Regions from separate parts of the Homo sapiens genome. Here region 2 is linked to region 1. A link is a loop called in an ENCODE intact Hi-C map of the cell type or tissue named here. Cell type or tissue: ascending aorta. All regions are shown on one strand. Each heading gives the region's core, and the rest is flanking DNA. Links, peaks and the distances in the headings are about the cores only.

Evidence for each region. Hi-C counts contacts between places; a loop is a spot of excess contacts. Peaks named below come from ENCODE experiments on the same cell type or tissue, not always from the same donor. Only the 100,000 strongest peaks of a DNase experiment are listed, where the experiment ranks them.
Region 2: a loop joins it to region 1, with 2.7 times the contacts of the local background. A loop is called at or near these places in 2 of 110 quality-filtered maps.

What each region holds. Positions count from the first base shown.
Region 1 is chr3:23,602,427-23,618,660 of GRCh38, forward strand. It overlaps the pseudogene RNU6-922P. Among named protein-coding and RNA genes, the nearest start is that of UBE2E1, 200 kb to the right of the region's middle. RefSeq lists enhancers at 6,199-6,795, 6,796-7,391. In ascending aorta, for the core only: no CTCF peak of the experiment used is centred there; DNase peaks (open chromatin) are centred at 9,515 and 9,945; H3K4me3 peaks cover 1,575 bases; H3K27ac peaks cover 1,645 bases.
Region 2 is chr3:23,677,131-23,693,364 of GRCh38, forward strand. LOC124909353 (a long non-coding RNA gene) reads left to right here. Exons shown (of 2, transcript XR_007095844.1): 2 at 3,058-4,633. Among named protein-coding and RNA genes, the nearest start is that of UBE2E1, 120 kb to the right of the region's middle. In ascending aorta, for the core only: no CTCF peak of the experiment used is centred there; a DNase peak (open chromatin) is centred at 8,821; H3K27ac peaks cover 942 bases.

The DNA of each region.
Region 1 (16,234 bases), core at 5,476-13,475:
TCATGAGCCAGTGGGCGTGGCTGCAGCTGCTTGCCCCATTCCTATCCAGTATTCTTCACCTGGAATACCTTAAAAAGGCTAAAATTTAATTAAAAGAGGACGAGAAAGAAAATGAGTTAAGTAGGGGGTAGGGTAGAAGCACCGGATCCGTGGAGACTGAGGGGTTGTTCCCAGAAGTGATATAATTCTGGTGAAATTTGTTTCAGATATTTCATTGGTGTCTGTGTTAAAGCTGCTACTCCACCTTCACAGCTCTAGAAGGATACGCAAAACAGATGAATTGTGGGCCTACAGAGGGGGGATTTCGGATATTGTGAGTTAGAACTGGGAAGAAAACTTTTTACCACATACCTTTTAGCATGATGTGAATTTTAACCACGTGCAACTACTATATTTTCAAAAAATAAAACTAACCAACCAGAAAACAACATAGTTCTCTTTAGCAAACAGTTTGAGGACAATTGGAAGCACCATCTTTATGCTAAACTTAGCACCTTTCTCTTTTGCTAAGAATAAACCAAAATTAGCTCAGAAAGATGCCTGATCGCCAAGAGTTTGCCGACACCCAGGTGTGTCATGAGCCTCAAGACAGAACCCGGGTGCGTTGCAAACCTCATCTTTAATCGGCTGCAGGAAGCTCTATCCAGCTGCCGCACCGCAGGGTTCGCTTCACTGATGTGAGAGTGGGAATCAGGGATCAGGTTCCAGCCTGGGCCCTGGTGCTGTCTGGCCTTCAGCTCTCTGGGCCTCACTTTTTCTTTTATGAAATGTGATTTGTAAGGTCACTCTCTGATCCTCTGATCTGTGTACTGTGTCGGTAGAGTAATTAGACCTCATCCTCCCCTCCCAAGCCCTAGTGGACCACAGCCTTTCTCTGTTTCCACCCTATGAGGGCCTGAGATTCTCATGCTGAGAGTGCCTTCTTGGCTTTTGATGTAATTTCTAGAAATGCCCCTCAGACCCCATCAAGATTAAATATAGTATGTATTTTCCAAAGGCAGTTTTCAGCTACAGGAGATAAGAAAAAGATTTGGAGTAATACATTGGCAAACAGTGATTTTATTTATTTATGTTTTGTTTTGTTTTGTTTTGTTTTTTGAAACAGGGTCTCACTCTGTTGCCCAGGCTGGAGTACAGTGGTACTCACTGTAGCCTCGACATCCCAGGCTCAGGTGATCCTCCTACCTCAGCCGACCAAGTAGCTGGGGCTATATGCATGCACCACTACCCCGGGCTAATCTTTGTATTTTTTGCAGAGACGAGGTTTTGCCATGTTGCCCAGGCTTGTCACAAACTCCAGGGCTCAAGCAATCCACCCACCTCAGCCTCTCAAAGTCCTGGGATTACCGGTGTGAGCCACCATGGCTGGCCAAAACACTTATTTTAATAGTCATGTTTTTATATTTATTACATTACATTATTTATGTTTGTAATGTATTTTATGTATTATGTTTATCATCAACTTCTTTATGCCATGTGATACTGGTTTTCTGTTCATGGTATACAGTATTATGGTATTAGGTAAAAAAAAAAAAGAGCTAATGGCAAATTAATAGTATAGGTCTCATATTATTCAAGAGAACAATTATAAAGGTGGTCTAAAAAATGACTGAGGTTTGAGAAACATTGACTGCTATGGGTCAAGTTGCATCCCCTGAAGTCCATATGTTGAGTCCTGACTCCTTGTATCTCAGTATGTGAGCTTATTTGGAAACAGGGTTGTTTGCAGATGTCATTAGTTAAGATCAGGTCACACTGGAGTAGGTACCTACTGGGCAGGGCTCCTAATCAATTATGACTGATGTCCTTGTAAAAGGGAAGATTGGACACAGATGTGCACACAGGGAGAACGCCACGTGAAGACTGGAGTTGTGCTGCCACAGCCTAGGAGCTCCCAGAGCCAGAGAGAGGCCTGCAACAGACCCATCCCTAGCACCCACCGAGTGAATGTGGCACTGTTGACACCTTGATCTCAGACTTCTAGCTTCCAGAACTGGGAGGCAATGTGTTTTAATATATTTAAGCCTCCTAGGTTGTGGCCTTTTTTATGGCAGCCCTAGAAAATGAATATGTTAATGTAGATGGTTTGCGTTGCCCTGGGAAAATGGAACAAGAGAAAGATGCACAGATGAAATAACTTGGGGAAGAAGTTTGCGAATATCTCCAAACCACCAAGCATTGTCTCAACCTTTAGCAACTAGAGAGAGTGTTTCTGTCCTTGGCTGGAGGAAGCAGGTGACTCAGTGTCTGTCAGGATGCTGCTCCACTCCGGGCTTATTTGATTGGAGGACTGTGCACCTTCAGGGCTGGACTCACTACCTCGACCTAAGGAAGCTTTCTTGGAGTCTCCTTTCCAATAAGTAGGGTGTTAGGCTTAGGCTGGAGTTCTTCAGAGTCTTTTTTACCTCATCCCTAACTTTGCCAGGACCCTGCACCAAGAATTAAACACTTCTTTAACATCATTTAAATATCAGTGTGCAGGAAGGAGCAGAAAGAAAAGAAAATCATTTAAGTAAGCTAACCACTGCCATCAATCTCTGTGCAATTTGATAACCGCTGTGGTTTAAATGTGTCCCCTCAAAAATTTAGGTATTGCCGGCCAGGCACAGTGGCTCACGCCTGTAATCCCAGCACTTTGGGAGGCCGAGGTGGGCGGATCACGAGGTCAGGAGATAGAGACCATCCTGGCCAACACAGTGAAACCCTGTCTCTACTAAAAAAAAATATAAAAAATTAGCCAGGTGTGGTGGCGGGCACATGTAATCCCAGCTGTCAGGAGGCTGAGGCAGGAGAATGGCGGAGCTTGCAGTGAGCCGAGATCGCACCACTGCACTCCAGCCTGGGTGACAGGGCGAGACTCCATGTCAAAAAAAAAAAAGAAAAGAAAAGAAAACATAGGTGTTGCCAATGTGATAGTATTAAGAGGTGGGGCCTTTAACAGATTAATAGTCCCTGAGGGCGGCTCCCTTATTAATGGGATGAAGGCCCTTTTGTCTTCTGCCATGTGAGGACACAGCAAGAAGGGCCTTGCCAGACCAAATCCTGGGGTCTTGATTTTGGACTTCCCAGCCACCAGAACTGTGAGAAATAAATTTCTGTTCCTTATAAGTCACCCAGTCTATGGTGTTCTGTTAAAGCAGCACAAACAGACTAAGTAACATGGTCTTTTTTGACAGTGGTAACTGTTAGATGCTATTAACCTCAGTGCTCTCTTACTCACTCTGCAATACCATTGGACACCAGGGCAATGTCGTGACTTACAGGGTGATACGGAGAAGTTAGGAAGTTAGAAAGCCTGGCCTGGGTTCATGCTAGGTGTGTGGCTCTGTACACCCTCCCCGCTGCCTGCACTTGGCTTCCTCGTTGGTCACAAGCAGATGACAATATCTGCATATCTGCCCTTAGCTCTGCGAAGTGTTGCTGTGATGTGAAGATTGCTAACATGTAAGGGCTTTGAAATTGTAAAGACAATAAGAGCCATTCACCAAATATCTGCTGAGGACTTCCTAGGTACATGACAATGAGGGGAATACAAAAGTGTATAAAAGCCTTTCATTCTTGGAACACTTACTTTACTATATGAAGATAACACTGTCAAAAACAACTACCAAACAAAGATGTACATGTGCTGAACAAAGTAGTGTTGAATTGCATAAAAAGCTACAGCATGCAGACGGGGAAGAGATGCTGCTGCAGGCTGGATTGGGGTCAGGGAAGCCTTCCTGGGTCTTTGAGACATGAAAGCAATGGAAGAGTCTATTTCAGGTAAAAAGGCTACTGTGAACAAAGACGCAGGGCTGGACAAGGCCAGGCGTGTGCTGGAGGCATGAGAATTCCCTGTTAGTGTGAATGGAAGGAAACCAGGTGAAGCCTGGATACCAGGAGGAAGGCTCTGTATGCAACAGTTCTGCGGGAGGCTGGATGGCAGGCAACAGAACCTGCTGGCAGAGGAACCCGCTGGGAAAGCACCAAAGATGTTTGGCAAGAGGGGAGATAAAGAGACTAGAAGGGCACTCTGTGCCAGGGCTGATGGAACTGAGGCCAGGGGATCAGGGGGCAGGGACAGCGTCTGAGAAAGATGGGACAGACTGGAGGGGAGGCCATGGGAGAGTGTGAATAGTGACAACAGGAGGTGGATGCGGGGACTTCAACGAGTACCCTTGAAAGTACTCAGGGGAGATGAGGAACATGATACTTACTTGTCACTTATTAAGAGCTCTGTGGGCATTAGCCTATTTAATGTGCACAGCCCCTTATGAGCTACTTACTGTTTTCACCACTGGTTTATTGATAAGAAAACTGAGGCTGCCGGGCGCAGTGGCTCACGCCTGTTATCCCAGCACTTCGGGAGACCGAGGCGGGCAAATCACGAGGTCAGGAGATCAAGACCATCCTGGCTAACACGGTGAAACTCCGTCTCTACTAAAAATACAAAAAATTAGCCAGGCGTGGCACGTACCTGTAGTCCCAGCTACTTGGGAGTTTGAGGCAGGAGAATCACTTGAACCCAGGAGGTGGAGGGTGCAGTGAGCCGAGATCATGCCACTGCACTCCAGCCTGGGCGACAGAGCAAGACTCTGTCTCAAAAAAAAAAAAGAAAGAAAAAGAAAAAAGAAAGAAAACTGAGGCTAAGAAAAGTCAATTAGCTTGCCCAAGATCCTCCAGCAGGGAGTCATGAAACTGGAATTCACACCTGAGCCTTCCCACCTCAAAGCCTATAAAGTTTATTCAGGCACACGTTTAATAACCATGTTAAGAGACTCTTGAATTCTTTTTTTTTTTAATTTATTTTAAACTTCTTACACATATTAGATTGGTGCAAAAGTAATTGCGGTTTTCACTATTAAAATTAATTAGGTCGATGCAAAAGTAGTTGTGGGTTTTGCCATTACTTTTAACGGCATCAAAAGTTTACTTTTTGCCATTCCTTTCAGTGGCAAAAACCGCAATTACTTTTGCACCAACTTACAGTAAAATGCATAGGTCTTAGATGTTGAGATTGGTGAATTTTGACAGTTACAGATACCTGTGTAACCACCACCCAAAGCAAGGTGAAGAACATTTCATTCATCCCAGAAAATTCCTTTATTCTTCTTTCTTATCAGTCCCCCACTCCCACCCACAAGGAACACGTTCTGGTTTATGTTTCCTTGGATTGTCTTGCCTACTCCAGATTTCAGACAAATGTAGTGTGTTCTGTTGTCTGGCTTCTTTCACTCTGCTTGTTTTTGGAACTCATCCATGTTGTTGCATGCATCAGTGATTTGAAGAACTATGAACTTAGGAGTAAGAAGCAGATAAGTATGATGTTGGTAATATAAGTATCAAGGGGCCGTTCTTATTTGGCTTTCTGAGAACCTGACCTTTATACTAGTCTACCTGAAGCATGTATTTACCTGAGAGGAAATCGGGACTCGCAGCAGAAGAAAAGCTCAGGGAAAGACCAAGGCACACAGGTTTTCCTCACATAATGACTGTGGCATTAACTCTTCAACATAACGGCTCTGGAAACACATTTTGGACAATGGCTTTTTTTTCAGTACAATATCCTTTTATCCAAAAAGCACACTAAATAAATATGCTAGAAGCAGTGATATTTTGACATCCAAGGCAGGCAAAACCACACTCAGAATTTAGTTGACATAACAGTGTCTCACCAAAGAATATCATATGAAACAGACCTGAACTGTGCACCTGTGCACCTTGTTTGCACAGACTCAGTGTGCCTTGCAAATGTGAACCCGGCGAGAGAGAGAAGGAGCCAGCACCTTCTATAGCTCTCAGTTTCTTGTACATTTGTGCTATTCCCACACTGCCAAGCACTCTTGCGCTCAGCCTTTATTTTTCTCTAGCAATGTTAATCTGTATATAGCTTAAAGCATCATTTGCAGGCAAAATAGTTGTCAGCCCAAAGGTTGAAAAATGGGTGAAGTAAACATGAAGAAAGAATGAGCCTTCCAAAGAATGATGCCCTCCCTCAACTACTCTTGCTCCTTTGGTGAGTTCCAAAAACCTTTATTACCTTGCACTTTATGTACAAACTAGATTCCTCTACCTTTGTGTTGTTGTTTATTACTTGCATTACTTACTTTTATTGTTCAATGGATAGAGTTTCCTACCTGTGAAAATTATCTGAGTATCTTGGTTTGGAGGACAATGCCTCATAATTTTTTTCCATTAAAATTAATGGGAAAAATTTCTTTCATTAAATGACTTTGTCCTTAACAGCAAGAATTTCAGGAATGAATTGGGTGGTTAAACAGGGATAGATAGGTGGTATCAGACTTCTGACTTTCAAAAATGGGATTTTGCACCATGGCAGTTCTCTTGAATTGTTTTAAGTCCTTTTGTCACTCCTGTGGCATGTAAATTGGGTATTTACTTAAGTAAATGCAATGCAGATGGAAAGGAGACCCACACAGAGGTAAGAAGGAAAGGGGGAGGAGAGAAAGTCTAAGATGCTCAGAAATGGCAATTTCCTCTCACAGGCTTTGGCTTAAAGAAGGAGGGGTGGATCTGGAACTCCGCCTGCCCTGTGGCAACCTGGGCATCAGCTACACTGAAGAAGGCCAGGCAAGGCCAGAATCTGGGTAGTCCAGGCACTTAACTTTCGCTCAGATTCCACACGGAATCGGCTCCTGGCTGGAGCTCAGGGGCCTGACAAGGGTCTGTCTTGGCAGAGGCTGAAGAGTTTCTGCCCCAATTTGTGGGAGTTGAGGTGCGGGCCCCAGGCAGGGACACTTCTGGACTCTGGAGGTTCAGGATCCTAAGTTACACCTGCCACAGACTTCAAAGGACATTTCCTGAGGGACCCAGGGGGGAAGGACCTCGCCTCAAGGACCCTGCCTCCTAGGCAAGTCCCCAGAGGCCCCCCAGTGACTCCAAGGGCTCCAGATGCCAAAGCAGAGGGACCATCAAAGGGAAACACTAGGACTCCCTCAGCAAAGTCCAGACTCTGGGGGCTCTGCAGGACAAGGGACCCTGGATCTTCACCAGTGAAATTAGGGAGAGGCAGGTGGGGCGCCATAAATTCAAAGCAGCTTAAGAAACCAATCCGTCATTTGCCGCGCATAGACCTTACTTGGATTCTCATTTAAACAAACTATTAAAAAAAATTCTTAGACAGTTGGGGAAATGTAATGATGTTAAGGAATTGTTGTATTTGGTATGATAATTGCATTGTGTTAAGTTTTTTTTTTAAAGAATTCTTAGAAATACATTCTGAAACACTTGTGGATGAAATGATGAGATTTGGGATTTGCTTCAAAATGATCCAATGGGAACAGGTGAAACCTCGCTGGGCATGCATTCGTATTGTTGAACCTGGGCAAGAGGAACACAAAATTCCATTGCATTATTTTGTCTACTTTTGAATATGTTTGAAGTTTCCCGTAATAAAATATTAAGGAAGAAGGGAAGGAGGAAGGGAGAAAGGGAAGCGGAAGAGGTTTCATTATGGCTGCGGAGAAGTGAGGAAGCCCGTGAGGGAAGCTGTCTTTCAGCCTGGAAAGCTGCTTAGGATTCTGGCCACGTCAGGAAGGAAGGGCTTTTAGGAAGAAGAGAGAGCTCAGCAAAGGCCTGGAGACACATCCGAGGGCACAGCAGGTGGAGGTGGAGGATATGGGTGGCAAGGGTGGGAAGTAACTTAGCCCTGTTGTGAAGAGCTCTGGGCCAGGTGGATTGCAGGAGCCGTCTTAAGACTATGTGGCGGTTTCGAGCTGGGGATTATCCCACAAGAGCTGGACGGGCACAAGCCTCCCTGGTTGTCCTGGGGGGCCAACAGGCCAGCTGAGGCACCATCCCTGTTCTGTGCCTCTACCAGAATCCATGCAGCAGCTTGGTCTGAATTATCCACATTATTACCTGTGCCTGCTCGCCCCACTAGAGTAAAACAGGTGTCACCAAAGAAATAAAATAAAGAGTTACAAGGCCTGAAGGAAAATTAGGTACAACTACAAAGGATTCTTTGCATGGAGAGACTTGGGGGACAGGGCTGGAATGGGGGAAGAGGAAAGGACAGGCCATTGATTTTGCTCCTTGACTAAGCAACAGAGCCAAGGGGATTGTGGCTGACCGCAGGGCTGCACTCGGCCTCGAAGCCAGAGTGTGCTGCTAAAATGCCCGAGTGGAAATCTTCTATCTGGATTACATTTAAAATAAACTCTGATAGGTTGTCTTGTTTTCGTTTCTATTCTTTATATATTTAGGATTTATTTAGTACCTGTTTCTAAAAACAATTTATGGACTCTGCTAATACTAATGTGCAGGTTTTCTTGGGAAATGTTTAGGTTCTGAAACCTCAATAAATGTTCCAGCCCTGGAAAAATATGCTAATTTGTGGTTCACATTACTATGATATGTTCAAAAATAGCTTAATCGGCTGGGCGCAGTGGCTCACGCCTGTAATCCCAGCACTTTGGGAGGTTGAGGCAAGTGGATCACGAGGTCAGGAGATAGAGACCATCCTGGCTACCACGGTGAAACTCCATCTCTACTAAAAATACAAAAAAAGTAGCCGGGCTTGGTGGCACACGCCTGTAATCCCAGCTACTTGGGAGGCTGAGGCAGGAGAATCACTTGAACCCAGGAAGCGGAGGTTGCAGTGAGCCGAGATTGCGCCACTGCACTCCGGCCTGGGAGACAGAGCAAGACTTCATCTCAAAAAAAAAAAAAAAACTTAATCAACGAATGTTTTAAATATCAGGATAATAGAGAAAAAGAAGTTAAGGGAGAAATTGTGTTTCCACCTACATTTTACATGGCCTAAAAATCTATGGCTCAAGAACTCAAGTTGTCACAAAGAAAATAAGCTTGGGCAATACCTCCCCTACACAGACATCAAAAGGGCCTACTAAGCACAAAAGAGGTAAGTCTAGGAGAAAAAAAATTAGAGGGTTCTACTTCATAGAATGATTTTGAGTGTCTACTATATGAAAGGCAAATTTTGCTTTACTCTGATATTCACCAATTTTATAATTTTCCTTCTAATATTTGAGAGTGTGACGTTTCCCTTAGCCTTTAACTTAAAGAGGTGGGCACATTGCTTGGCCATCTCTCTGTGGATAGGACCTTCCTAAAAATGACAGCCCCTCGGTGACCTCCCAGCCTCCAGGGCCTGGGCGGGTAACAGCCTTTTAAAAGTTCCGTCCTCTGGGGATTTGAAAATACAGCCCAGGCCATATATAGAAGAGCAGAGTCCTCAATGGGCTTTGGATTCAGACAGAATTTCATGGCTGACTTGGGTTTAGGGAGGTCATTAAACCTCTAGGAGTTTGTAAGGATTAAATGAGAAAATTTAGGTTAAATATGTAGCCCAGCATCGGGCACATGGTGAGTGCTGAGTAAACGGGATCTGCTGTGTTATTATTATTCATTGTTGTTATTGCTGGCATTATTATTTTATGGGCATAACGAATGAGCTGGCAACATCAGTACAAACTCAAGCCAGAATCTGACACGGCCAAAATAAAACCAGAGCCGGCAACCCAGCAAAGGAGCTGGTGCTCAACAGGCCTTTAGAGTCCTCTCTCCAGCTGTGGCTGGCCGGCTGCCCGCTCTCCCTGCTCCTCTCAGCTCCAGAGAAAAATGGCTTTTAGATAAAGCTCCTTTGAAGCTGGGAACTCGCTGTAGTGCCTAAGCCTAGGGACAGCCCCCAAAGGTGTTTTTTTTCCACTTCTGTTGACGGACAGTCTGCAATATACGTATCAGCCACATTAATCATTTTTCTTTTGGGGGCCTGCTCAAGAAGGGCCTGGTTAGTCTGTGAAGGAATTCCAGAGCGAGTAGGTGGCCTTGCATCTGAGAAAGAGGAAGCTTGTTTCAGGGCCAGACAAGCGAGTGTGAAACTTCCTGCCGAGGCAAAAGGGGGCGGGAGGGGTGCAGACTTCTGGTGGGGGGTCTACGTGGAGCAGGTGAAAGGACCCTAGCGAAAGGTCTCACCCCTCCTCTGGTCAGGGTAGACTTCCATGTCCTGCAGAGAACGAGCATCTCTGGGGCTTCCGATAACTCAGCCCCAGAGGACTCCATTGGCAGGGCCACTTCAAGCTGGTTATTGCTCAGAAAAAATTCCCGGGCCCTGAACCCTGAACGGGCTGCCTTTCCTCAGAGCCAGAGGGAACGGCAGAGAGGACATGCCTTCCTGTTCTTGATTGTTTTAAAGGAGCCATGTGTCCAATAATTAGGTTCTGTGAAAAAGGAGAGAGAGGGGGAGAAGAAAAGAAGACTAGAACGCAATGTGCTCCCCTTAGCTTGCGTAAAATTGTATAAATAAGACTTCTCAAGCGCAGTTTAGAATAAAAAAAAGAAAAAGGAGTTGTTTGCTCCAGAGTGTGGTGTGGTGAGGCGGGGTAGGAACACGTGGATGTGACTATCAACTTTCCTCGTCAAACAATCTTTCTCCCATGATTTGACAGCGAATCACCTCCTTACTGGGAAGTGAGTTTCATTTCAAGCTCGCATAAATAAAAAAAAAAAATGGGCTATAACCCTTTTATGGAGTGAGTGAAAAATGTTTTGTGTAGGTAATTAGAGCATAAACTAGAATTCACCAGGTGCTTTTATATCATTTCCATAAAGTTTTATTGAATTAAGTTAACAAGGTTTTGGATTTATATGCCACATTTCTTCAGAGGGAACAAAACACGTTCATATATATTTCCTTGATTTTTAAAAATCCCAGTGAAGTAAGACCCAGAAGGCACTATCATTCCCATAAAATAAAGTCTATGTGTAGAATATTTCCGTTTCTCTTTAGTATACTAAGATATGTTTGAACACCGTAAGAAATGCTTTTACTCACAAAAGAATGCCCTTATAATTGGTAGGAACACTTTAATTTTATTATGTGATACTGCTTTATAACCTCTCTATGGCTCTATGAATTCCAGCTTTGAAGCTGCACCTTCTTAAATCCTACTTTCTCCATTTAAACAGCAGTTTCAAAAATAATCTTTTTGAATATTTAAAAGATCAGAGGAACTGTTTAAATCCCTCTTTAAGACAGGAACATGATCGTGTAACAATCCCCCTCTTCAACAGATGCCCTAAATGTAAAATAATTATTGCATTTTCATTATAAAAAAAGAATTTATTAGACACCATTCTAGTCACTCTAGTGAGCAATTTAGAAAAGGGGAGTATTTTTCCTCTTGGGGGTTTTACCAGAGGGGAAAAAAATTAATAGAATCAAAGATGATCAGGGGATGTGTACGTTGGAGTGCAAATGCGTTCTTTTTATGAACATGGACTGCTGCACGAATTGTGTGTCATCTTTGTGCAGGGACCATGCTAATCTCCGTATCATTCCAATTTTAGTATATGTGCTACAGGAGCAGGCTCTTGTGTTCTTAATGAAGAAGCTTTCAAAATTGAGATGTAATTTACATGCCATAAAATTCACCTTAGTGAAGTGTACATTTCAATGGTTTTTAGTACATACATGAAGCCATACAACCATCATCAGTATCTTCTCCCAGAGCATTTCATAACCCCCAAAAGAAACTCCATGCCCATTAGCTCTCACTTCCCATCTTCTGGCCTCAGCCCCTGGCAACCACTAATCTATTTTCTGCCTCTATGCGTTTGCCTATTCTGGAAATTTCATACAGATGGAATCATATAATTTTTTAGGTCTGGTTTATTTCACTTAGCATGTTTTTAAGGTCCATGCATGTTGTAGCACGTATTGATACTTCATTCCTTTTTATGCTGAATAATATTCCATTGTAGGATATGCCGCATTTTATTTATTCATTCATCAATTGATGGACATTTGAGTTGCTTCTACTTTAGGGCTAATATGAATAATGCTACTATGAATATTCATGTACAAGTTTTGTGTGGACATACGTTTTCAATTCTCTTAGGTATATACCCTAGGAGTAGACTTGCTGGTCCTGTGGTAACTATGTTTAACTGAGGAACTTCCGAACTGTTTCCCATAGTGGCTACGCCATTTTACATTTCCACCAGCAATGACTTACGAAGTTTCCAGTTTCTCCATATCCTTGCCAACCATTGTGATTTTGATTGTAGCCATCCTAGTGAGTGTGAAGTGGTATCTCATGGTATCAAGAGAGTGACCACTCAGATCATCAACAAAGGTTTGTAAATAGGTTGTAATATTTTTCCCCAGAAGACCAAATGCCTACTACTTAATTGTTGCATATTCTGCAATTTCCTTCTTCCTTTTTTTTAATAAATGTTTTCAGCTTCTTTTTTTTTCTTTGAGTTGGAGTCTCAGTCTGTCACTCAGGCTGGGGTACAGTGACACAATCTTGGCTCACTGAAACCTCTGCCTCCTAGGTTCAAGTGATTCTCTTGCCTCAGCCTCCCAAGTAGCTGGGATTACAGGCACCCCCCCACCAAACCTGACTAATTTTTTTTTTTTTTTTTTTTTGAGATGAAGTCTTGCACTGTTGCCTGGACTGGTGTGCAGTGGCACGATATCGGCTCGCTGCAACCTCCACCTCCCAGGTTCAAGCGATTCTCCTGCCTCAGCCTCATGTGAAGCTGGGATTACAGGTGCCCACCACCACGCCCAGCTAATTTTTTGTATTTTTAGTAGAGATGGGGGGTTCACTATGTTGGTCAGGCTGGTCTCGAACTCCTGACCTCATGATCCACCTGCCTCGGCCTCCCAAAGTGCTGGGATCACAGGCATGAGCCACCACCCCTGGCTAGCTTTTGTTTTCTTTCTTGATTTCTTGGAAAGGAAGCTGTCAGGAGAAAATAGAAGAAGGATAATCCAAATAGACCTATGCTTCGACATGCAAAATATGCTCTGCAGATTTGCCCTAAGTGGCTTTGTGCAAGAGTAGGGGCACCTTCCTAAGTCCACAGGGAGGAGCTGTGGGGGCATCACTCATGCTACCTGGCCCGGTAGGAGCAGACAGGCTCTTGGCAACATATGCAGCACCAGAGTGCCAACCCTGCACCAGTGTCCATCTCCTCCGTAAGACGCATGTTAAGACTCTCCCATGTGCATCAAGCATTGCTACCCCCGTCCAACCAAGGTAAGTAATGGCCCCAACTCAAGTGGCCTTTAGCTCAGGGGAAGATTCCTGAGATAGGTCTTTAGTCCCAAATCTTTCAGAGCTCAGTGGCCTTTTGAGGAAGCAGGAATTTCAAAGAAGAGTTGAAAACTGGGCTCCCCTCTGAATCCAGCCCTATCGTCCCATATAACTGATACTTATTGGGTTTTTCTTTGTTTGTTTTTTGTCTTGTTTTGTTTTTGAGACTGGGTCTCGCTCTGTCGCCCAGGCTGGAGTACAGTGGTGCAATCTCAGCTCACTGCAACCTCCACCTCCTGGGTTCAAGCAATTCTCATGCCTCAGCCACCCAAGTAGCTGGGATTACAGGCACCCGCCACCACACCTGGCTAATTTTTGTGTTCTTAGTAGAGGCAGGATTTCATCATGTTGGCCTAACTGGTCTCAAACTCCTGGCCTCATGTGATCCACCTGCCTCAGCCTCCCAAAGTGCTGGAATTACAGGCATGAGCCACTGTGCCTGGCCTGTTTTTTGTTTTTAATGAACCTGTTGCCTAGGCTAGGGTTCAGTGGAGTGATCACGGCTCACTGCAGCCTCAACTTCCTGGGCTCAAGTGATCCTCCTACCAGTATAAACATTTTTTCTAGATCATGTTCAAGATGCAACAGGATCTTTATTTTCCTATACAAGTCAAATATGATATGCGTGGGAATTAAATTTGTAAATTATATTTTTTGTTTTTTAAGACAGGTTCTCACTGTTGCCCAGGCTGAAGTGCGATCACAGCTCCCTGCAGCCTCAACCTCCCCAGGCTCAGGTGATCCTCTGACCTTAGCCTCTTGAGTAGCTAGGACCACACATGTGGTGGCATGCACCACCACACTTGGCTAATTTTTGTATTTTTTGTAGAGATGAGGTTTCACCATGTTGCCCAGGCTGGCCTCAAATTCCCGACCTCAAGCAATCCACCTGCCTCAGCCTCCCAAAGTGCTGGGATTACAGGTGCGAGGCATCATGCCTGACCTTTATGATTTTCTTGAATAAACATAGACATTGACACCCCCATCTTAAAACTTGAAACTTATTTGTCTCATCTGGGTTCCTTCTTCAGGAAACTGACCCTTAGGCAAAGGACTAAAATTCACCAGATCACTGCATCCGGCCAGTAAGACACCAGTCGCTTTATTCATTTTCCTTACCCTTCCCTAGTTCCTGTTTTCCCACACACAATTCCATCCCTTCTCAGCTACATAAACCCCCAATTTTAGTCCATTGAGGAGATGGATTTGAGACTTATCTCCCATTCTCCAGGATAACGTCACCTGAATAAAAAGCCTTCTTCCCTGGTGATACTCGTTTTCTCAGTGATTGGCTCTCTATGTGGTGAGTGATGGGACCCAGATGGAACCCATGGTGTTTCAGTAACACCTCTTCCACTCAGGTAAGTGGGTATCTTGGTTTTGGCAGAGTCTGGCTTGAGCGAGTCACAGTGTTATAGGAACTCAAGACAGACCTTCTGAGGGGATGAAGACAGGATGCCAAAGAGAAATAAAAATAAACATGTGTCTAGAACGTGTGCCCCTTATGTTGTAGCATCCCAGGGAGAGCTTGAAGGTGCAGGGCCAGGAAGGAGCTGCTCCTCAGCACAAAATGACTCCACACACAGAGGTTTGAAGAAGCCCCTTGCAGAACCTGGAGATGGTCCCCTGAGGCCAAGGCTTTTACAATCTGTAGTCTCAGCTTCCATCTCCAGGAAGTCGGCCTTGAGAACTTCCTGTTTTTCAGGAAGCTGGTTCAAAGAAGCTGGTTCTGGCCTCTTCAAGGAGAACTACAAACCACTGCTCAAAGAAACAAGAGAGGACACAAACAAATGGAAAAACATTCCATGCTCATGGATAGGAAGAATCAATATCATGAAAATGGCTGCATTGCCCAAAGTAATTTATAGATTTATAGAATGTGTCTATCCCCATCAAGCTACTATTAACTTTCTTCACAGAATTAGAAAAAACTACTTTAAATTTCATATGCAACCAAAAAAGAGCCCACATAGCCAAGACAACCCTAAGCAAAAAGAACAAAGCTGGAGGCATCACGCTACCTGACTTCAAACTACACTACGAGGATACAGTAACCAAAACAGCACAGTACTGTTACCAAAACAGATATATAGATCAATGGAACAGAACAGAGGCCTCAGAAATAACACCACACATCTATAACCATCTGATCTTTGACAAACCTGACAAAAACAAGCAATGGGGAAAGGATTCCCTATATAATAAATAGTGTTGTGAAAACTGGCTAGCCATATGCAGAAAACTGAAACTGGACCCCTTCCTTATACCTTACACAAAAATTAACTCAAGATGGATTAAAGACTTAAACCATAAAAACCCTAGAAGAAAACCTAGGCAATACCATTCAGGACATAGGCATGGGCAAAGACTTCATGACTGAAACACCAAAAGCAATGCCAACAAAAGCCAAAATTGACAAATGGGATCTAATTAAACTAAAGAGCTTCTGCACAGCAAAAGAAACTATCATCAGAGTGAACAGGCAACCTACAGAATGGGAGAAAAATTTTGCCATCTATCCATCTGACAAAGGGCTAATATCCAGAATCTACAAAGAACTGAAACAAATTTACAAGAAAAAACCCCATCAAAAAGTGGGCAAAGGATATGAACAGATGCTTCTCAAAAGAAGACATTTATGCAGCCAACAAACATATGAAAAAAGGGTCATCATCGCTGGTCATCGGAGAAATGCAAATCAAAATCACAATGAGATACCGTCTCATGCCAGTTAGAATGGTGATCATTAAAAAGTCAGGAAACAACAGATGCTGGAGAGGATGTGGAGAAACAGGAATGCTTTTACACTGTTGGTGGGACTGTAAACTAGCTCAACCATTGAGGAAGACAGTGTGGCTATTCCTCAAGGATCTAGAATCAGAAATACCATTTGACCCAGCAATTCCATTACTGGGTATATACCCAGAGGATTATAAATCATTCTACTGTAAGGACACGTGCACATATATGTTCATTGTGGCACTGTTCACAATAGCAAACCAACCCAAATGCCCATCAATGATAGACTGGACAGACTGGATAAAGAAAATGTGGCACATATACACCATGGAATACTATACAATAGCAAACCAACCCAAATGCCCATCAATCATAGACTGGGTAGACTGGATAAAGAAAATGTGGCACATATACACCATGGAATA
Region 2 (16,234 bases), core at 4,930-12,929, 74 kb after region 1:
CAAGTTAATTTCCACAGTATCGTTTGAAGACAGGAGTGCAGTGGAAGGAAATGCAGTGGACTGACAGGCTTATTTGTCTATCTCTGCCGTGAGATGCAGAAAAGAAAGTGAAGACTGCTATGTGCCCTCTTTTTATAAAGCTGCTATGCAGAGTGCACTGTCAAAAAAAAAAAAAAAAAAAAGAGCAAAGAGTGTCAGTAGCTATTTAGACAGAAAGACAATATGCTCTTTCCAGAGTGTCCATTTACACCAATTTGCTGTGAAACTTTCCAAAGCTAATGAGATATTAAATGTGTTTTGTTGAGGGAAGAAGCTGATTAGTCTTTGGTTTGATTTTTAATGTAATTGGCAAGGAAAAGTACACAGCTTAAGTTTTGAAGGTAATCTCCATCCAGAGCCCTGTGAAAACATGATTGGGCTCGCGAAGGCCATGGAGACCTGTACCACTTGGCTGGGAACTCAACTGCAGCTGTGAAATGTAACTGCTCCTCTGGATTGGGAACTTTTCTGGTGTTTATAGGGAGGCCCTCACCCCTCATTTATATTCTGGAACACTTTATTTTCCACAGATGGCTGTCATGGCTTTCAAAGGCAGTTCTGATTCTGGTAAGGGTTCTAGAACTTGGAGCTTTTCAGATAACCCTTATACAGGGTTCTATATGTACACTCACAACACAATACTTCCAGAACACTTCACTTCTGACACTATCTATTTGGAGTTAGCATTAGATCCTACAAATGAAGGACTCAGTCCCACAGACTGCCCTCACTGCAGATGCCAATTGCAAGTCCAGGTTGTCAACATCCAGCTGTAAATCGGAGGTTCCTACAACCCCTAAGTTTCAATCATTTGCTAAAAACAACTTGCAGATCTCAGGAAAACATGTTTACTGGATTATTATACAGGATATTACAAATGATACAAATGAATAGCCAGGTGACGGGATAAATAGCATGAGTTCTGGAAGGGTTCCAAGCACAGGAGCTTCTGTCTCCGTGGAGTTGGGGTGCAGCACCACCGTTCTGGCACATGAATGTGTTCACCAACACAGAAGCTCTGAACCCTGTCTTTTAGACATTTTTATGGGGGCTTCATCATGTAGGCATGATCAATTATCAATACAATCCCCAGCCCTGCTCACCTTCCTGGGGGATGGGGCGTGGGGCACTGAAAGTTTGAAGCTTCTAATCGTGGCCTGGTCTTGCCCATGACCAGCCCCCGTCCAGGAGTACATCCAGAGTCACCTCATTAGAGCAAAAGATGCTCCTCTTACCTGGGAAATTTCAAGCGATTTAGGAGCTCTTTGCCAGGAGCCAGGGGCAGAGACCAAAGACATGCTTTTTGTTTGTTTTTTGTTGTTGTTTGTTTCTTTTGAGATGGAGTCTTACTCTGTTGCCCAGGCTGGAGTGCAGTGGCACTATCTAGGCTCACTGCAACCTCTGCCTCCTGGGTTCAAACAATTCTCCTGCCTCAGCCTCCCGAGTAGCTGGGACTACAGGTATGTGCCACCATACCTGGCTAATTTTTGTATTTTTAGTAGAGACAGGGTTTCATCATGTTGGCCAGGCTGGTCTCGAACTCCTGGCCTCAAGTGATCCACCCACCTCGGCCTCCCAAAGTGCTGGGATTACAGGTGTAAGCCACCACGCCTGGCCTCAAATACATAATTTTTTTTAACGTCCACACCCTTTATGCATGATTTTGCCAGTAATCAATAATTAATATATCAAACTTACAGATAACCAGTATAGAACTATATGTTATGTAATACACAGATTATGAGTTGGTTGATATACAGCATTTGGTTTTATGGATCCTAGGAAGCTTTAAAATCAATGTGAGTTGTTTATTTACAAACAGGACCAAACCAAAATCTTTTGTTCCCCTTGGGACTAGAGAAAAGGGCAGAAAAGTCAAATGGTTAGGTCAAGAATCAAGAATCCTGTGGGCCTGTGTTCAAATTCTGGCTCTACCACTCACTGGCTGAGTGACCTATGGCAAATTGCTTCTCGATGTCTCAGTTTCCTGTGCATAAATTGAAGCTAATACCAATACCCACTTCAGAGTTGTTGTGAGGATTAAATGAGATAATACAGAAAGTATTTACCTTAATGAGTGTCAACCAAAACCAAACAAACTTGGTTTGTGACATGGAAAAGGAAAACTGTTAAGTTTATTCCTTGGTAAAATTATTCAAATGGACTGATAGTAAATTTTTTTAAATATGTTGACAATCTCGTTGTCAGCTGACTGTCTTTGAGGCCATGAGGGATCCCTGGGAGTGCAGTGTATGTACCAGCCAGGAGGAAAGGGTAAGGCTTTCCTTCCTTGCTCTCAAAAGGGAAGGAAGCTGTATTAGACTGTTCTCACATTGCTATAAAGAAATACCTGAGACTGAGTAAGAGCTGTAATTGGCTCAACCATTCCACAGGCTGTACAGGAAGCATGATGCTGGCATCTGCTCAGCTTCTGGGGAGGCCTCAGGAAACTCACAGTCATGGCAGAAGGCGAAGGGGAAGTGAGGCACTTCACGTGGTCAGCACAGGAGGGGCAGGTGCCACACACTTTTAAACAGCCAGATCTCATGAGAACTCCATCACGAGAACAGCACCAAAGGGATGGTTCTAAGCAATTCGTGAAAGATCTACTCCCAAAATCCAATTACCTCCCACCAGGCCCCACCTTCAACACTGGGTATTACAGTTCGACAGAAGATTTGGGCAGGGACACAAATCCAAACCATATCAGAAACTTTGAGATACCTTTCAACTGTTGAGTCATTTCAAACCGAGGCCGAGGGGCTCACAGAGAAGGAGTCTCGGGGCCAGTTAGCCAAGCCCAGACCTGGTGCTGCATCGAATCGCTTCTAAGCTGACAATTGGGAAGTGAGGACAATTTGCTCAGTGACTGACTAACGTCATGAAGGTGTTGTTTCCGTACATATTGAGGTTCAGCTAAAGCAGACATTAATATTGGTAATTTTATCAGAAGTAGATATTTCAGATATCATCAATGTTTTAAGTCCCTAAATGATAATATTTTTATTGTTTTTACAGTTCCGAATGACTTCTGGAGAATAGTAAATGTGTCCCTAAACATAGGATATAATTTTACCTAAAAATTTCATATACATGTTGTGAGATAAATTGTGTTCCCCCAAAAAAGATATGTTCAACTCCTAAGCTAGTACCTATGAATGTGATCTTATTGGGAAATAGGGTCATTACAGATGTAAGCAAGTTAAGATGCTCAGTATGGTGGACCCTAAACCCAATATGACTGGTGAGCTGATAAGCAAAGGAGACATAGATAGGCACTCAGAGAGAATACCATATGACAACAGAAGCAGAGATTGGAGTGACACGGATACAAGTCATGGAACACCAAGGATTGCCAGCAATTCCAGAAACTGAAAGAAGGACATGGGACAGATTCTGCCCAAGAGCCGTCACGGAGACAGCATGGCCCTGCTGACATTGATTTTGGACTTCCAGCCTCCAGAGCTGTGACAGAATAAGGTAATGTTGTTTAAAGTCACCTGCCTTGTGGTACTTCCGTATAGCAGCCCTAGAAACTAATACACACTATGTTAAGATTATTTTGGTGCTACATTTTAATGATTTTTAAAAACTATGATTAGGGCCACGCACAGTGGCTCATGCCTGTAATCCCAGCACTTGGGAGGCCAAAGCAGGTGGATCACTTGATGTCAGGAGTTTGAGGCCTGCCTAGCCAACATGGTGAAACCTCGTCTCTACTAAAAATACAAAAATTAGCTGGATGTAGTGGCTGCATACCTATAGTTCCAGCTCCTTGGGAGGCTGAGGCAGGAGAATCGCTTGAACCTGGGAGGCAGAGGTTTCAGTGACCCAAGATCTCACCACTGCACTCCAGCCTGGATGACAGAGAGAAACTCCGTCTCAAATTAATTAATTAATTAATTAATAAAATAAAATAAAAACTATGATTAGGAGCTTTCTGTGACTCTCCTTTTCCCACCCCTCCCTACTATCTGAGAGTTGATGACATTTTCTGTTTTATTTCTTCCGTGTTTAATTGTATAGTCTCTGAGAACTAGATTTGATCTCAAGGACAGGAAAATGAAAAGGAACTCATCATGACTTCTGGGATGGTTAATATTAAGTGTCAACTTGATTGGATTGAAGGATGAAAAGTGTTGTTTGTGGGTGTATCTGGGTGTTGCCAGAAGAGATTAACTTTTGAGTTGGTGGGCTAGGAGAAGACCCACCCTCAGGAAGACCCACCCACAGTGTGGGCGGGCATCATCCAATCGGCCCCAGCTTGGCTGGAAAAAGCTGGCAGAAGAAAGTGGAAGGAGCTGACTGGCTGAGTCTTCCAGCTTTCATCCTTCTCCTATGCTGGATGCTTCCTGCCCTGGAACATCAGACTCCAAGTTCTTCGGCTTTTGGACTCTTGGACTTACACCAGTGGACTTACACCACTGAAGGCCCGAGAGCCCCTGTCAACTTCCCCTGTCAACTTTGAGGGTTGGGGACTCAGACTGAACCACTACTGGCTTCCTTGCTCCTCAGCTTGCAGACGGCCTGCCGTGGGACTTCACCTGGTGACTGTGTGAGTCAGTTCTCCTTAATAAACTCCCTTTCCTATATACATCTATCCTATTAGTTCTTTCCCTCTAGAGAACCCTTACTAATACAACATCCAACTTCAAATTGCTTTTTTTCAACCATAAACCTTGACTGGAGGTCAACCAAGTATTGGGTACTGTTCCAGGCACTTTAATTAAAAAGATAAAGTAAGGCACAGTTCTTGTCCTGAAAAATATCTGATTCTTAGGCTGAAAACAGACACACAGTCCCAAAACACTGTGATGAATGCTTTAAAGGGGTTTTTAGACTTCAGGTACACCAGAATCACCTGGAGGGCGTATTTAAACCCAAATGGGCTGGGCACAGTGGCTCACAACTGTAATCCCAGCATTTTGGGAGGCTGAGGCAGGAGGATCACTTGAGCCCAGGAGTTCAAGACCAGCGTGAGCAATATGGCAAAACCCCTTCGCTACAAAAAATACAAAAATTAGCTGGACATGGTGGTGCACACCTGTAGTCCCAGCTACTTGGGAGGCTGAAGTGGGAGGATTGTTTGAGCCCAGTAGGTTGAGACTGCAGTGAGCTATGGTCACGCCACTGCACTCCAGCCTGAGAAACAGGGCTAGACTTTGTCTCAAAAAAATTTTTTAAATAGGCCAGGTGCAGTGGCTCATGCCTGTAATCCCAGCACTTTGGGAGGCCGAGGCAGGAGGATCACCTGAGGTCAGGAGTTCGAGACCAGCCTGGCCAACATGGTGAAACCCCGTCTCTACTAAAAATACAAAAATTAGCCAGGTGGGCACCTGTAATCCCAGCTACTTAGGAGGCTGAGGCAGGTGAATCGCTTGAACCAGGGAGGCGGAGGCTGCAGTGAGCTGAAATGGCACCACTACACTCCAGCCTGGGAAACAAGAGTGAAACTCTGTCTCAAAAAAATAAAAATAAATAAATAAATAAATAACCTAAATGAGTGGGCCCCAACCCCAGAGCAATTGATTCAGAAAGTCGTGAGCAGGGTCTGAGAGTTTGTGTTTCCAGCCAGTTCCCAGGTGCTGCTGTTGCTGCTGCTGCTGGTGGTGGTGGCTGGGAACCACACTTCAAGAACCTCTGCTCTGAGAGAACAGTTTCAAATGTTAGAGGACTGGCATTTGAGCTGGCTTTAGGACAAGGAGTGAGGTTGGGTGTGGTGGCTCATGCCTGTAACCCCAGCAATTTGACAGGCTGAGGCAGGTGGATGGCTTGAGCCCAGGAGTTCAAGACCTTCCAGGCTCAAGCAATCCTCCCACCTCAGCCCCCACAAGCAGCTGGGACTACAGGCATGTACCACTATGTCCAGCTAATTTTTAAATTTTGTGTAGAGATGGAGTCTTACCATGTTGCCCAGGTTGGTCTCAAACTCCTGGGCTCAAGTGATCTCTATGTAACTATATGTATATTTCTATATATCTATATAGATATATGGATATATACACATACATACACATATACGTGTGTGTGTATATGTGTATATATATATATAGAGAGAGAGAGAGAGAGACAGAGAGAGAGAGAGAGAGATGAAGGAATTGGCTCATGTGATTGTGGGGACTGACAAATCCAAATCCAAAATCTGTAGAGCAGCAGTTTAGGTAAGTGTTGATGTTGCAGTCTTGAGTCCGAAACCCACAGGGCAGGCAGCGACTGGAAACTCAGGCAGGATTTCTATGTTACAGTCTTGAGGCAGAATTCGCTTTTGGAGAAACCTCAGTTTTTTTTTAAGGCTTTCAGTTGATTTAGTGAGTCCCACCCACGTTATGGAGAGGAACTGGCTTGACTCAAATTCTACTGATTTTAATGTTAATCACATCTACAAAATACCTTCACAGCAACATCCAGACTAGTGTCTGACCAAACAGCTGGGCACATAGCCTAGCCAAGGTGACACACAAAATTAACCATCACATGCCTCTTCCCTTCATGTACCCTGGCTGCCCAGATATTCCATCAGTCTCTGGAGCCTTAGGGGCTTTGTTCTTTCTAGTCCCTTTGCCTGTGATATGTTCCCCTTCTTTATTTAGCCGGGGTCTCAGGTTAATAATCATACCCTAGAAAAGCCCTGATTGATTCCCGTAGTTTAGTTAGGATCCCCTGGTGTGACCCTACCCAGCTTCCTATATTTTTCTTTCACATCCTTTGTATACTTTAAAAAATGTGAACATTTATAAAGAATTGTTTCGACTTTTCCCTCTTGGACTGGAAGCCCCTCATGGTATCCTACTCTTCCTATAGTGCCTGACACATAGTAGGTGCTCATCAAAACCTTGGGGCTTCTCTAAATGACGTACAGACTTGGAAGCCTTCTCAGGGAGTCTTATGTACAAGTAAGGAGACTCATGAGAGTCAAACAGCAGGATTTAGGCCCAGGTCTTCTAACACCAAGTGAGATATCTTCTCCCTGCACCCTCCAGTTTCAGGGCAGAACCCCAAGTGTCCCATTCTGAGCTGGCTGACTTATTTTGCCTTACTAAGAAAGCCAGAGAGCCTCTCTGACCTTCAGTCTCCAAATTCACAAATGAAATCCATGTGGAGAAGGAGCTTCTTTTCACAAGTTAATATGGTAGGACCAGTGGATCAAAGGTAGATATCAAGAGCTACAATCTCACGCCTCCATACCTCCCATTCCACCCCATCTTATGAGAAACTTTTCAGACTAGATACTAAGGAAAGCAACTATGTATTAAATGCTCGCTATGTGCCAAAGACAGTTGTAGTGCTTTGGGGTATATCTTCTCACTTAAGCTTCACCTATTTATGTACTAATATTAACCCCATTTTACACATAGGGAAACTAAGACATGAAAACTTGAACAAATCTTACAACCAACTGATGGTAGATCCAAAATTTCAACCTAAATGGTCAAGATCCACAGGCTGTGTTGTTGTTGTTGTTGTTGTTGTTGTTGTTTTGTTGTTTTGTTTTGAGACTCTCTCTCTGTCTCCCAAGCTGGAGTGCAGTGGTGCCATCTCAGCCTTGATCTCCTGTGCTCAAGCGATCCTCCCACCTCAGCCTCCCAAGTAGCTGGGACTACAGGTGTGCACCACCATGCCCAGCCATTTTTTTTTATTTTTTGTAGAGATGGGGTCTCATTTTGTTGCCAGGCTTGTCTCAAACTCCTGAGTTCAAGTGATCCTTCCGCTTTGGCCTCCCAAAGTGCTGGGATTACAGGTGTGAACCACTATGCCCAGCCTCAGCCTTTGTTCTTAATCACTTTGCCTTAGAAGAGATGACCCTTAATGTGTCTAAAGCAGTCAGGCCAATGAAATCAAATGTGAGCCATAAAATGTGAGTCACATATGTGATTTTAACTTTCCTAGTGACCACGTTAAGAAAAATGATTTTTTTTTTTTTTTTGAGATGGAGTCTCACTCTGTCATCAGGCTGGAGCGCAGTTGGCACGATCTCGGCTCACTGCAACCTCTGCCTTCCAGGTTCAAGCGATTCTCCTGCCTCAGCCTCCTGAGTAGCTGGGATTACAAGTGCACACCACCACACCCGGCTAATTTTTGTATTTGTAGTAGAGACAGGGTTTCATCATGTTGGCCAGGATGGTTTCGATCTCTTGACCTCGTGATTCACCCACATCAGCCTCCCAAAGTGCTGGGATTACAGGCATGAGCCACCGTGCCCAGCCCGAAATTATTTTTAAAAATTTTATTTAACCCAGTATATATTTAAAAATCTACCATTTCAACGTGTTCAATATAAATAATTATGAGATAGTTTACATTGTTTTTTCATACTCAGTCTTTGAAGTCTGGTGAGTATTTTATACCTCCCAATTCGGCCCAGCCACATTTCAAGTGCTCAGTAGTACTTGTGACTGGCACCTACCATATGGCAGCTGGACTGAGCATGTCTAAAGGAACTCTCGGTGTAACCCTTAGACGCTGAAATAACCAGGCTGCTCTTACTCCCTACCCACAATAAAATTCCCACTGTCCCAGCCAGGGACCGCGAAGCTCTGCCCCCTTTAGGATGCCAATCAGTTATTGGAATACCTGAGCCTGCCTCTCAACTCAGTCTTGGGTGTTGGGGGGTTATGACCATCTTCATAAACTGCAGTTATCTTTCACCCCATGGACAAGAATCCAGAGTCCACAGTCCCTGTCACGTAGATTGGGATCTTGGTTTGCCAGTGGTGAGGCGGCCAGTTCTGTGCACTCACCCTGAGCCTCTCACTCCCTCTCTGCCTGGAATGAGTCCAACTTGGTGAGTCAGGGCATGAGTTATGAGTAATCCAGAAGGCCCTGAACAATTGTCTTCCTGACTTTTGAATCACCCGATCCTCTCTGGGATCAGATCAAGTTGGGGGAGTTGGTTCTGTTGGTTGGCAGGGACGGGCCCCCTGCTGAGATGTCTCATCTGGTCCCTCCTTTTTCTCTTGGCTCCCTGACAGTTCAGGCATTTGGCAGAGGGAACTTAAATTTTCTGGAATTGCTTTTGCAGGGAATTTATCATGAACTCACCAGTCCCTTCACGTGGCTTCCATTCTCTCAAGGTTTAGTTCATTGGTTTGGGGGTTCCCCTCCCTACTTTTTTTCCCTTTTAAAAGCTCTAACCATTAAAACATAACTTAGTAAGCTAGAGAGTGGTTTAAATAAAATGAAAAATCGAAAGACAATTATGGTTATGGTGTGTTGTCAACTTCTCACTTGTGAGAGACCAGTCTTTCCACCTGAACCCTCACCCAGAAAATTCTGCAGATTCTACTTTCAGGCCCCTCTGCCCACAGTATTGGCAGAGACTTTTATACACTGGTGCAAAATTTAAAATTCTTCCAGGAGAAAGAAGTGCTCCAATCCTAGAGGGACTCTCATGTTGAAATATAACAGTGGAGTTAATTAGCATTGCAGGGCTCACAAAACTGCCTCCAGGGGCTCCTTCTCAGATTTAAATCAGGGCTGTGTGTGAGATGGAACAGCTCCCACAGAAAGACCCCTTCCACCAACAGCTCTGACCACCGTTTTTTCATCCTTCTCCTTTGGCTCTGCGAGGAGGAACAGCTGAGCCTGGATCGGTGGGCAGCATTTACCAGCTGCATGCTAATAGTGCCCAGGGCCCCTTCCCAGCCCACCTCCTGCTTTCCCCTCAGCACTTTGCTTCTGAAGCCAGATCTCCTTAACCCTTTAAGTTCACACTTATCCCTGTCCTAGAGTGGCAGCAGTTGGGTGAGCCTGGACTTTTCCAGGTTGGGGAAGAAGTCAGGGGGGGCCTTTGGCCCAAGCACTCCTTTCAGCTCAGCCTAAGAAAGTGCATTTTCTAAATGACCCTGCCATTTTTTTTGTATCCTGGACATGAGCTAGATATCTGCTTCATAGATTCTCTGCATGCGTTTCACAACCTTGCCTGGTAGGTATTCTAATCTCCATTTTACAAAGGAGGAAACTAGGACTGAGAGAGGAGGTGGTGTTTCTAAGTTGAACCTGCATGAAAGATGGTTCTAGGATCCCAACCCAGGTCTGTCTTGCTCCAAAGCCCCATGCCAGGAACACTGTTCCCCACCCATCCCCAGGCCGAAATGGTGGAGATGCTGCTGCACTATTACTGCTACAAATGCTAGTGATTATAATAGGAGCAGCAAATACTTTGTAACAGATCACATTTTGCAAAGATGGGTAACTAATTAAACATTACACAGAAGGCCCTGGTCAGAGCTGTTAGGGGCTGGTGGGAGGTGTCTGCTCTGCACAAGCTATCCCATCTCACATATAGCCTCGATTTAAATCTGAAGAATGGCCTGGGTAATATAGTGAGACCCTGTCTCTGCAAAAAATGAAAAGTTAGCCAGGTGTGGTGATGCATGCCTATAGTTCCAGCTACTGGGAAGGCTGAGACAGTAGGCTGAGCCCAGGAGATTGAGGCTGTAGCGAGCTATAATTGTGCCACTGCACTCTGGCCTGGGTGACAATAAGACCCTGTCTCTATAAAATAAAATAAAATAAAATAAAATAAAATCTAAGAGCTTGTTCAGGGGGATTTATGAGCCATGCTGTGAAATATATGAGTATAGACATCTGTATTGATATCTATTTCTAAACAGGCATACCTCAGAGATATTGTGGGTTTGGTTCCAGACCACACCAATAAAGTGACTATCACAATAAACTGACTCACACAAATTTTTCGGTTTCCCAGTGCATATAAAAGTTGTGCTTATAAGGCCAGGCACAGTGGCTCACGCCTGTAATCCCAGCACTTTGGGAGGCCGAGGCAGGCGGATCACAAGGTCAGGAGATCGAGACCATCCTGGCTAATATGGTGAAACCCCGTCTCTACTAAAAATACAAAAAAAAATTAGCCAGGCATGATGGTGGGCACCTGTAGTCCCAGCTACTTGGGAGGCTGAGGCCGGAGAATGGTGTGAACCCGGGAGGTGGAGCTTGCAGTGAGCTGAGATCGTGCCACTGCACTCCAGCCTGGGCAACAGAGCGGGACTCCGTCTCAAAAAAAAAGAAAAAAAACAAAAGTTATGCTTATAATATACTGTAGTCTATTAAGTGTGTAATGGCATTATGTCTAAAAAAAGTATGTACCTTAATTTAATTATTTATTTATTTTCTCAGCCTGGTTCAAGGGGGAATCTTAACTTTAAAATTCTTTATTGCTAAGAAATGCTAATGATCAGGCTGAGCATGGTGGGTCACACCTGTAATCCCAGCACTTTGGGAGGCCGAGGTGGATGGATCACCTGAAGTCAGGAGTTCAAGACCAGCCTGGCCAACATGGCAAAAGCACATCTTTACCAAAAATACAAAAATTAGCAGGGCATGGTGGCATGCACCTGTAATCCCAGCTACTTGGGAGGCTGAAGCACAAAAATCGCTTGAACCCAGGAGGCAGAGGTTGCAGTGAGCTGAGATTGAACCACTACACTTGCAGTGAGCTGAGACTGAACCTGGGCAACAGAGCGAGACTCCCTCTCAAAAAAAAAAAAAATGCTAACAATCATCTGAACCTTCAGCGAGTCATAAACTTTTTGCTGGTGAAGGGTCTTTCCTCCATGCAGATGGCTGCTGACTGATCAGCGTCATGGCTGCTGAAGGCTGGAGTGGCTGTGGTAATTTCATACAGTAAGACAACAATGAAGTTTGCTGCATTGATCGGTTTGTCCTTTCATGAAAGATTTCTCTGTAGCATCCAATGCCGTTTGATAGCATTTTACCCACAGTAGAACTTTGTTCACAATTGAAGTCAGTTCTCTCAAACCCTGCTGCTGCTTTATCAACTAGGTTCATATATTAATCTAAATCCTATGCTGACATTTCAACAATGTTCACAGCATCTTTACCAGGAGTGTGTTCCATCTCAAGAAACTACTTCCTTTGCTCATTCATAAGAAGCAACTCCTTATCTGTTCAAGTTTGATCATGAGATTGCAGCAATTCAGGCACATCTTCAGGCTCCACTTCTAATTCCAGTTCTCTTGCTGTTTCCACCCCATCTGCAGTTACTTCTTCCACTGATGTTTTGAACCCCTTCAAGACATCCATGAAGGTTGGAATCAACTTCTTCCAAACCCCAGTTAATATTGATATTTTGACATTCTCCCAGGAATCATGAGTATTCTTAATGGCATCTAGAATAGTGAATCATTTCCAGAATGTTTTCAATTTATTTTGCCCAGATCCTTCAAAGGAATCACTGTTTATGGCATCTACAGCCTTACAAAATGTATTTCCTAAATAATAAGACTCGAAAGTCAAAATCGCTCCTTGATCCATGGACTGCAGAACATATATTGTATTAGCAGGCACGAAAACATTCATCTCCTTATACATCTCCATCAGAGCTCTTGGGTGACCAGATGCATTGTCAATGAGCAGTAATATTTTGAAAGGAATCTTTTTTTCTGAGCAGTAGGTCTCAACAGTGGGCTTAAAATATTCAGTAAACCATGCTGTAAATAGATGTGCCATCCAGGCTTTGTTGTTCCATTTACAGAGCACTGGCAGAGTAGATTTAGCATAATTCTAAAGGGCCCTAGGATTTTCAGAATGGCAAATGGGCATTGGCTTCAACTTAAAGTCATCAGTTGCATTAGCGTCTAAGAGAGTCAGCCATTCTTTTGAAGCTTTGAAACCAGATATCTACTTTTCCTCTCTAATTAGAAAAGTCCTAGATGGCATCTTCTTCCAAGAGAAGGCTGTTTCATCTACATTGAAAATCTATTGTTTAGTGTAGCCACCTTCATCAGTTCTCTTGGCTGGATCTTCTCAGTAACTTGCTGCAGCTTCTACATCAGCACTTGCTGCTTCACCTTTATGTTACAGAGATGCCTTCTTTCCTTAAACCTCATGAACCAACTTCTGCTGGCTTCCAACTTTGCTGCAGCTTCCTCACCTCTCTTCAGCCTTTTCCTCTCTTCAGCCTTCACAGAATTGAAACAAGTTAGGGCCTTGCTCTGGATTAGGCTTTGGTTTAAACGAATGTTGTGGCTGGTTTGATCTTCTATCCAGACCACTCAAACATTCTCCATATTAGCAGAAAAGCTATTTCGCTTTCTTAACATTTATATGTTCACTCAAGCAGCACTTTTAATTTCCTTCAAGAACTTTTCCTTTGCATTCACACTTTTTAACTGTTTGATACAAGAGGCCTGGCTTTTGGCCTGTCTCAGCTTTCAACATGCCTTCCTCACTAAGCTTCATCATTTCTAGCTTTTGATTTATTATTACTATATTATTATTACATAGTATTATATTATGTTATATTATTATTAATAATAAATCCTTTTCCTTCATGCAATTAGCTTTTGATTTAAATTGAAAGATGTGAGACTTTTCCTTTCATTTAAATACTTAGAGGCCATTGTGGGTTATTAATTGGCCTAATTTTTATATTGTTGTATCTCCAGGAGTAGAGAGGCCTGAGAGGGAGAGAGATGGGGGAATGGCCAGTTGGTAGAGCAATCAGAACACACACAACACTTATCAATTAATTTCACTGTCTTATATGAGTGCAGTAAATGGTGCCCCAAAACAGTTACAATAGTAATATCGAAGATCACTGATCACAGATCACCAAAACAGATATAGTAATAATGACAAAGTTTGAAATATTGTGAGAATTACCAAAATGTGACATGAAGACATGAAGTGAGCACATGCTGTTGGAAAAATGGTGCCTATAGTCTTGTTCAATGTAGGGTTGCCACAGACCTTCAATTTTTAAAAAACAAAACAAACCACAATATCTGCAAAGCACAATGCAAAATCTAAGAAGCACAATAAAACAAAGTGTGTCTGTATATAATCACCAATCTCTCATGTAAAGGGTTATAGATCTATCTCCTATCCTCCTATACTGTGACAATGTGACTAACACCCGTCCCCTGAAAGGTAGAGCCTATCTCCCCTCTGATATGGTGTGGCTCTGTGTCCCCACCCAAATCTCATGTTGAATTGTAATCTCCAGTGTTGGGGGAAGGGCCTGATGCAAGATGATTGGATCATGGGGGTGGATTTCCTCCTTGCTGTTCTAGTGATAGTATGTGAGTTCTCACGAGATCTGGTTGTTTAAAAGTGTGTAGCACTTCTCTCTTCTCCTTCTCTCCTGCTCCACCACGGTAAGACGTTCCTGCTTCCCCTTTGCCTTCTGCCATGATTGTAAGTTTCCTGAGGCCTCCCCAGCCATGCTTCCCATAGAGCCTGTGGAACTATGAGTCAGTTAAACCTCTTTTCTTTGTAAATTACCCAGTCTCAGGTAATTCTTTATAGCAGCGTGAGAACGGACTATTACACCCTCCTCTTGAAACTGTGTGTCTTATAACTGCTCCAGGAAATAGAATATGGCTGTGTGGCTCTTGAGGTTAGATCATAAAGGACTCAGGGTCTCTCGCAGGCTGCATTCATCCTCAGTGTTTAACCCAGGGAGGATCTGCTTCCAAGCTCACTCACATGAGTCAGGACCTTGCTGTTGGCTGCAGACATCAGTTCCTTGACACGTGGGCCTCTCCATATGACTACTCACAACATGGAGGCTTGCTTTTCCCACTAGAGAGAGAGAGAGAGAGAGAGAGAGAGAAGCTGCAGTCTTTTAACAACCTAATCTCAGAAGTGACATCCATCACTTTGGCCATGTTCTATTTGTTAGAAGCCATGTCACCACGTCCAGCCTACACATAAAGGTAAGAAATTATACAAGGATATGAACACCAGGAGCAAGATGCCTGGGGCCGTTTTAGCGGCTGCCTGCCTGCACCACAGCTTCCTTTTTTATTTATTTTTTTCTTTTAGAAACTGGGTCTGGCTCTGTCACCCAGGCTGGAGGGCAGTGGCAAATCATAGCTCATTGCAGGTTCGAACTTCTGGGCTCAAGCAGTCCTCCCACCTCAGTCTCCCAAATAGGTGAGACTGCAGGTATGAGCCACTGAGCCCAGGCAACAGCTTCCTTTATTGATCCTTTCAACTGGGCATTGCTGTGCCCATTGTACAAATGCACACACTTAGGCACACAAGGCTAAGAGATGGGATTACACATGGTAAACAGGTAGTGGAATACATTTCAGCATAAATGTTCTGGCTGCTTTGCCTCCTCAGGAACTTCAATACCAGGAATGATGTGCTGCAGAGGACACAGGTTCCATTCATGTATTTAAAACTCTCAATAACTTTTCTAAACTTACTATTTAGCTAAAAGATTCCAGGTTTGTGAAGTCCTAAGCCTTCCTCTCCTCTCTATTTTGAGGCTGCAGGACCATGGAAAACACTGATAGAATTTCTGGGCCCTTCTCCACCCTGACTGCACTTGTGGAGATCTGAGAAATACTGTTGCCCAGACCACACCCCAAATCCATAATATCAGAATTTCTGGAGGTGGGACCCAGGCACCGAGATTTTCATTAAAAAAAAGAGAAAAAGTTTCCGCAAATGTCTTTTTGTCTTATGAAAAAAAAACTTAAAAAAATTTAAATAACTTAAAAGCTCCCTCAAATGTCTTTGTCCTGTGAAAAAAAAAACAATAAAAATAGAAAAGATTTTAAAAAAATGCTCCCCAAATGATTCCAATGTGCATTCAATGTGATAGCATCACCAAAGATCTCAGTAAAATGTAGAATCAGAATGACTCGGCAGGTCTGGGCTGGTGTCTAGAATCTACACCTCTAACAAGTACCCTATTGATGCCGGAGCCACGGGTCTGCGGACCACATTTTGAGGATCATCGTTTTAGGGCAGTGGTTTGCAATCTTGGCTGCACACTGGAATCAGCGTGGAAGCTTGAGAAATGCTGATGTCTGAAGTGCAGTCCTAGAAGTCTGTATTCCATTGGTCTGGGTTGAAGCCTCAGCATCAGGAGGCCCTCAGGTAATTCCAGCATGCAGCCAAGGCCATGAACTGCTGCTCTGCCTGCCTACTGAGGTCTCCCATCACTGCTTCCCTAAGTCTAGCCCCTGCCACCCCCACACCCAGCCTCCACTCCCAAACTGCATCTTCTCCCACCCCCTTTCCTCCCTGATGCTCTTCCCCACATATGCAGCTGTCTTTAGTGTGGTTTAACAGCAGCAAGGTAGGCTGCCATGTCCCCTGACGTCTTTCTCCAGGTGCAGAGAATTCCACCATGAGCAATTCATCTCTGTGTGTTAAGCATCACTCTGTCCTTGGGGGCCTGTTAAGAATGTAACAT